2 separate regions of the Homo sapiens genome follow, and region 1 is linked to region 2. A link is an interaction called in ENCODE POLR2A ChIA-PET data of the cell type or tissue named here. Cell type or tissue: OCI-LY7. All regions are shown on one strand. Each heading gives the region's core, and the rest is flanking DNA. Links, peaks and the distances in the headings are about the cores only.

What was found. ChIA-PET counts read pairs that join two places held together with the same protein. Peaks named below come from ENCODE experiments on the same cell type or tissue, not always from the same donor. Only the 100,000 strongest peaks of a DNase experiment are listed, where the experiment ranks them.
Region 1: POLR2A ChIA-PET joins it to region 2 with 13 read pairs; 1 of 35 experiments calls an interaction of 5 or more read pairs at or near these places.

What each region holds. Positions count from the first base shown.
Region 1 is chr19:34,132,674-34,135,581 of GRCh38, reverse strand. No RefSeq gene overlaps it. Among named protein-coding and RNA genes, the nearest start is that of LSM14A, 38 kb to the left of the region's middle. RefSeq lists an enhancer at 295-830 and a silencer at 814-1,223. In OCI-LY7, for the core only: no CTCF peak of the experiment used is centred there; a DNase peak (open chromatin) is centred at 1,101; H3K4me3 peaks cover 1,658 bases; H3K27ac peaks cover 859 bases.
Region 2 is chr19:35,084,395-35,087,302 of GRCh38, reverse strand. It overlaps HPN-AS1 (HPN antisense RNA 1), which reads left to right. Exons shown (of 4, transcript NR_024562.1): 3 at 203-347. It also overlaps the pseudogene LOC100420797. Among named protein-coding and RNA genes, the nearest start is that of HPN-AS1, 20 kb to the left of the region's middle. RefSeq lists enhancers at 815-924, 1,035-1,084, 2,371-2,908. In OCI-LY7, for the core only: no CTCF peak of the experiment used is centred there; a DNase peak (open chromatin) is centred at 1,162; H3K4me3 peaks cover 2,348 bases; H3K27ac peaks cover 2,500 bases.

The sequences.
Region 1 (2,908 bases), core at 108-2,607, 950 kb after region 2:
ACTCTGTTTCTATTAAAAGTACAAAAATTAGCCAGGCGTGGTGGCAGGCACCTGTAATCCCAGCTGAGGCGATCACTCGAATCCGGGAGGCAGAGGTTGCAGTGTGCCGAGATTGCGCCACTGCATTACAGCTTGGGCGACAGAGTGAGACTCTGCCTCCGAAAAAAAAAAAAAAAGAAGAAAGTCAAGAAAAAAGAAATAGTGAACAGGCCGGATGCGGTGGCTCACGCCGGTAATCCCAGCACTTTTGGAGGCCGAGGTGGGAGATCTTTTGAGCCCAGGAGTTGGAGACCAGCCTGTGCAACATAGTGAGACCGCCCCCTCTACAAAAATGTCATAATTAGCCGGGTGTAGTGGCCTGCGCCTGTAGCCTCAGCTATTTGGGAGTCTGAGGCGGGAGAATCACTTGAGCCCCAGGAGTTCAAAGCTCCAGTGAGCTAGCTCTGGTCACGCCAATATACTCCAGCCTGGGCTACCAAGACCTTGTATCAAGAAAAAAAAAAAAAAAGAAAAGAAAATAAAAAGAAATAGTGAAAATTTAGGCGAATTTAGGTGAAGCACAGGGTATTCGTCCAGGTGTGACATGCAAGGTGGAATGGTGGCAGGCAGCCCGACTCAATTCCAGGCCCTAACTCATCTTGGATCTGTGACCTGAAGCACGTTCCTGAGCGTCTCCGTTTCAATGTCTCAATTGCAAAGCGGATTAAATGACTCAACACAAGTAAGACAGGAGGAGCGCAGGGGCTGGGGCGTTCTCGGTAAGCTGAGAACAAGCCGGGTGGACGATGACCTGACGGCGCCGGCGAGACCCCGGGCCGGTTGCTGGGGTCGCACACAGGCAGCCGGAGGGGCGCGCAGGAGGGTCCGGGGCAGGGGCCGGGAAGACTGGGCAGATAAGAGAGCCGGAACAGGCGAGGCGGCCAAAGAGGCATCCAGGAGCCGCGACAAACGTGCGGGCAGCGCAACAAGTGACCCGCAAAGCACCCAACCACCACCTTAACGCTACTTCCCAGCCTGCCCCGCGCCCTCGGGCGCAGGCGCAGTGAGGTGGGCGGGGGGCACGGCCCAGTTTCGGGGGGCACGACCCGGCCCCTAGCCCCACCCCAGCCGCGGCCACGCCCCTCGCCGCGCCTCTAGAGCGGGAGGCTCGGCTGCTGGTTTCAGTTTGCAGCTAGGGAAGGTGGGGACATTGCCAGTGTCGAGTGGGTTGATCCTCCCTGGGTCCCTCTGCAAATTTAGGACCGTGCCACGAGTCCAGTCAGGAGCGGGACGCCTACCCTGCGGCGTCGTGCGCGCTTCAGGGGCACTATTGCAAAATAGATGCAGCTCTCAGGCAGTTTGCTTGTTCCTGGGTGAGGAGTTTTTGGTTAAAAAACAGTTGTTCCTCCCCGAGTTTGTGAAAGATAATGTATTTAAAAAATAAAACAAAGAAATTCCCAAGTCCCATCTGGAAATAAAAGATAGTTTTAAAAGACACCTGCATTAGATTGCTACAATAAAGTTATGTTTTCGTATTTTTTTCTTGATACAAAACAAATTTAAAAAAATATATTTTTAGACAGAGTTTCACTCTTGTTGCCTAGGCTGGAGTGCAGTGGCGCGATCTCGGCTCAACCTCCGCCTCCCGTGTTCAAGCGATTCTCCTGCCTCAGCCTCCCAAGTAGCTGGGATTACAGGCGCACGCCACCACTCCCAGATAATTTTGTATTTTTAGCAGAGATGGGGTTTCATCATGTTGGCCAGGCTGGTCTCGAACTCCTGACCTCAGGTGATCCGCCCGCTTCAGCCTCCCAAAGTGCTGAGATTACAGGTGCGAGCCACCGTGCCCAGCCAATAAAATATATTCTTTTTTATTTATTTATTTATTTTTTATTTATTTATTTTTATTGATCATTCTTGGGTGTTTCTCGCAGAGGGGGATTTGGCAGGGTCATAGGACAATAGTGGAGGGAAGGTCAGCAGATAAACAAGTGAACAAAGGTCTCTGGTTTTCCTAGGCAGAGTGTGTGTGTCCCTGGGTACTTGAGATTAGGGAATGGTGATGACTCTTAACGAGCATGCTGCCTTCAAGCATCTGTTTAACAAAGTACATCTTGCACCGCCCTTAATCCATTTAACCCTGAGTGGACACAGCACATGTTTCAGAGAGCACAGGGTTGGGGGTAAGGTCATAGATCAACAGGATCCCAAGGCAGAAGAATTTTTCTTAGTACAGAACAAAATGAAAAGTCTCCCATGTCTACTTCTTTCTACACAGACACGGCAACCATCCGATTTCTCAATCTTTTCCTCACCTTTCCCCCTTTTCTATTCCACAAAACCGCCATTGTCATCATGGCCCGTTCTCAATGAGTTGTTGGGTACACCTCCCAGACGGGGTGGTGGCCGGGCAGAGGGGCTCCTCACTTCCCAGTAGGGGCAGCCGGGCAGAGGCGCCCCTCACCTCCCGGACGGGGCGGCTGGCCGGGCGGGGGGCTGACTCCCCCACCTCCCTCCCGGACGGGGCGGCTGGCCGGGTGGGGGGCTGACCCCCCCACCTCCCTCCCGGACGGGGCGGCTGGCCGGGCAGAGGGGCTCCTCACTTCCCAGTAGGGGCTGCCGGGCAGAGGCGCCCCTCACCTCCCAGACGGGGCGGCTGGCCGGGCAGGGGGCTGACCCCCCACCTCCCTCCCTGACGGGGCGTCTCGCCTGGCGGGGGCTGACCCCCCCACCTCCCTCCCGGACGTGGCGGCTGGCCGGGCGGGGGGCTGACCCCCCCACCTCCCTCCCGGACGGGGCGGCTGGCTGGGCAGAGGGGCTCCTCACTTCCCAGTAGGGGCGGCCGGGCAGAGGCGCCCCTCACCTCCCGGACGGGGTGGCTGGCCGGGCGGGGGGCTGACCCCCCCACCTCCCTTCCGGACGGGGTGGC
Region 2 (2,908 bases), core at 90-2,589:
GTTATATTAGCTGAATGCATCTGATGGATATAGTCAAAAATGGGCATATAATCAGAAAATAGAGGTAAAATGTAGAAATAATGGAGACAGAATAAGTTTTTCCCTTGGGCCTATGGGTTTGGGTGAAGGGTTGGGGTTCCTAGAAACGACACGTCCCAAAGCTGGTGCTTATCTGAGCCATGCCTGGGCTGTCCCTCCGCAGGTGGACCTGGGTCCCATTAACCTGGACAGACACCTCCAAGATGAGCATGAGGGGGCTGCTGGATCTGTTCTCCTTTCACAGCTGTATCCTGAAGAATGGCAGTGAGCCGGAAGAGCCACAGGATTCGGCAAAGACGGACACACAGGTACCTGAGAACTCAACAGTTTTCCCATCAAAGGTGATGATGTGTGAGTGCCCGGCTGCTTGGCAGGTGCCAGGGGAGAATGGGTGGCACCCAAAGATGCCCCTTAGGGTCCCACATCTCTGCCCTGGCCCACAGGAGGAGGGGGAGCAGCACACAGCATGGGTGGAAGCCTCGCAGTGGCAGAATTGCTCACAGTGCTCCCTAGCCCAGAATGGCTCCCCGGCCAGGTGGTATCTGCCCCCCATGGAGCAGCTGCACTGGATGGGGGTCAAGCAGTCCGTGCCACTGAGCACAAATCCTGGGTCACACTGGCAGCCATCCTGGCATGGTGTCAGACAGCTGTCGGGCAGGGCAGGCTCGGTGCAGGAGCTGGGACAGGAGAAGCCACACAGCTCGTAGTGGCTGTCGGGGGGCCAGGTCAGCTCTGGAGGAACACAAGTCATTCAATGCAAGGATGTCAACTCACTGCCCCACGTTCAAATTATGTTCCCTGCTATCTCCCCAGAGCCCAGCTCACGGCAAACCTCAATGGATATTTGTTGGAAGAATTAATGAATGTGTCGAAGCCTTTTCTATAGCACATATTTGTTCAACTTTGGCATCCACTACATGCCGGGAACATCCCAGGGCCTGGGGACACAGCAATGACCAAGACAGAGATCCCTGACCTCATAAAACAGATGTTCTAGGGCAGACGTTGACAAGCTTCACCCTTGGGCCCAAATCTGGCCCTCCACCTGTTTTGGCACAGCCTACAATCTAAATAGTCTTTACATGTTTAAGTGGTTAGAAAAAAAGAAACCAAAAGAGGAAATTTTGTGAGGTGTGAAAATCATGTAAAATTCAAATTCCGGTGTCTATAAATAATGTCTTCATGAAAGCCAGCTCGCCGGTTCGTGTATTGTCTATGACTGTTCTTATGTTACAACAGAAGCTTTGAGTAGTTGTGGCAGAGTGTGGCCCTGAAAGCCTAAAATATTTATTATCTGGCCTTTTATCATAAAAGTGTGCTGGCCTATTCTAGAGGGGGGAAATGGGCGACAAACTAGCAATAAATAAAAGATAATTTTGGATTGAGAAACTGGGTTAGATCTGTGTTACCCAGCTTTAGGTAGCGCAGAGTGGCTGAGCCCCATGGGCTGATTTGAGGACAGTGGCTAGGGAGGCCTCTCTGCAGAGGTGACATTGGAGCTGAGGCCTGAATGATGGAAGGAGCCAGCCGTGTGTACGTCTGGGAAAGAGCATTCCAGGCCGGGGGAACAGCAGATGCAAAGACCCAGGGGTGGGAAGGCATTTGGCGTGGTCCAGGGACAGCAGAGAGGCCAGTGTGGCTGGACCCTCGGTGTGGAGTGAGCTAGACAAAGCCAGTGTAGGAGGAGGCAGGGTGAGCAGAGAGAGGCCGCTGTGGGGGCCTCTTAGGAGGAGGCTTGGAGGTCAGTTTTCATCCCAGAGGTAAGGGGGACCCAGGGATGCTTTTAATCAGGAATCTGATGAGATCTGACCTATGCTTTTTCATTTTTTTTATGTTTTTGAGACAGAGTCTTGCTCTGTCACCCAGGCTGAAGTGCAGTGGCACCATCTTGGCTGACTGCAGCCTCCACCTCCACCTGGGTTCAAGCGATCCTCCCGCCTCAGCCAGTGCACACCACCACACCCAGCTAATTTTTTTTTTTTTTTTTTGTATTTTCAGTAGAGACAAGGTTTCACCATGTTGGTCAGGCTGGTCTTGAACTCCTGACCTCAAGTGATCCACCCACCTCGGCCTCCCAAAGTACTGGAATTACAGGTGTGAGCCACTGTGCCCAGCCCTAACCTATGCTTTTAAATGCCTTATGGTAGGTTCTGGTGACACACTGGTGACCAAGAGAGACCCCATCCCTAACCCTTGTCTTTGGGGGTTTCACAGATCAGGGGAAAAACATACTGGAGGAGAGATTGCTGGGGAGGGTTTTGTGTGTGTGTGTGTGTGTGTGTGTGTGTGTGCGCTGGCGGAGTGGGGGTGTCCCCCAGTCTCAGGATTAATAAAGAAAGTCAGAAAAGGAGAAATGTCCTGGGTGGGATGTGGGAGATATTCCAGCTCAAAGTTCATCTTAATTTGAGCACCCAGAGTCTGGGGGCTGGAGGAGACACCTGCACCCTTCCTGGATGGGTTTCCTGGATTCCTGCTGCCTGGAATGTCCCCCCGCCTCCCCGCTCCCCCAGCCAGCTCGGCTCCCTTTTCCACCACCTTCAGTCTCCACTCCCAGGGCACCTCTCTGCACCCCAGGGAACCCTAACCCCCCAGTTTAATACTGCATGCCCCTTCTCCAGCACTCCCCAGCCCTGCCCCGCCTGACTTACTGTTTAATCACCTACTTACTGGCTGGGTTGACTGATTGTCTTCTCCACTGGAATGTCGCCTCCATGAGGGCAAGGTTTTGTCTGTTTGGGTCACTGCTGTGTCTGCAGCGCCTAGAATGCTGCCTAGCACTTAGTGGGTGTTCAGTTAACCTTAGTCAAAGTGTGTGATGCCCCCGGGGCTTGTCTCTGGCTTTGGGAGGAGGGGTGGGCCAGGCAGGCCA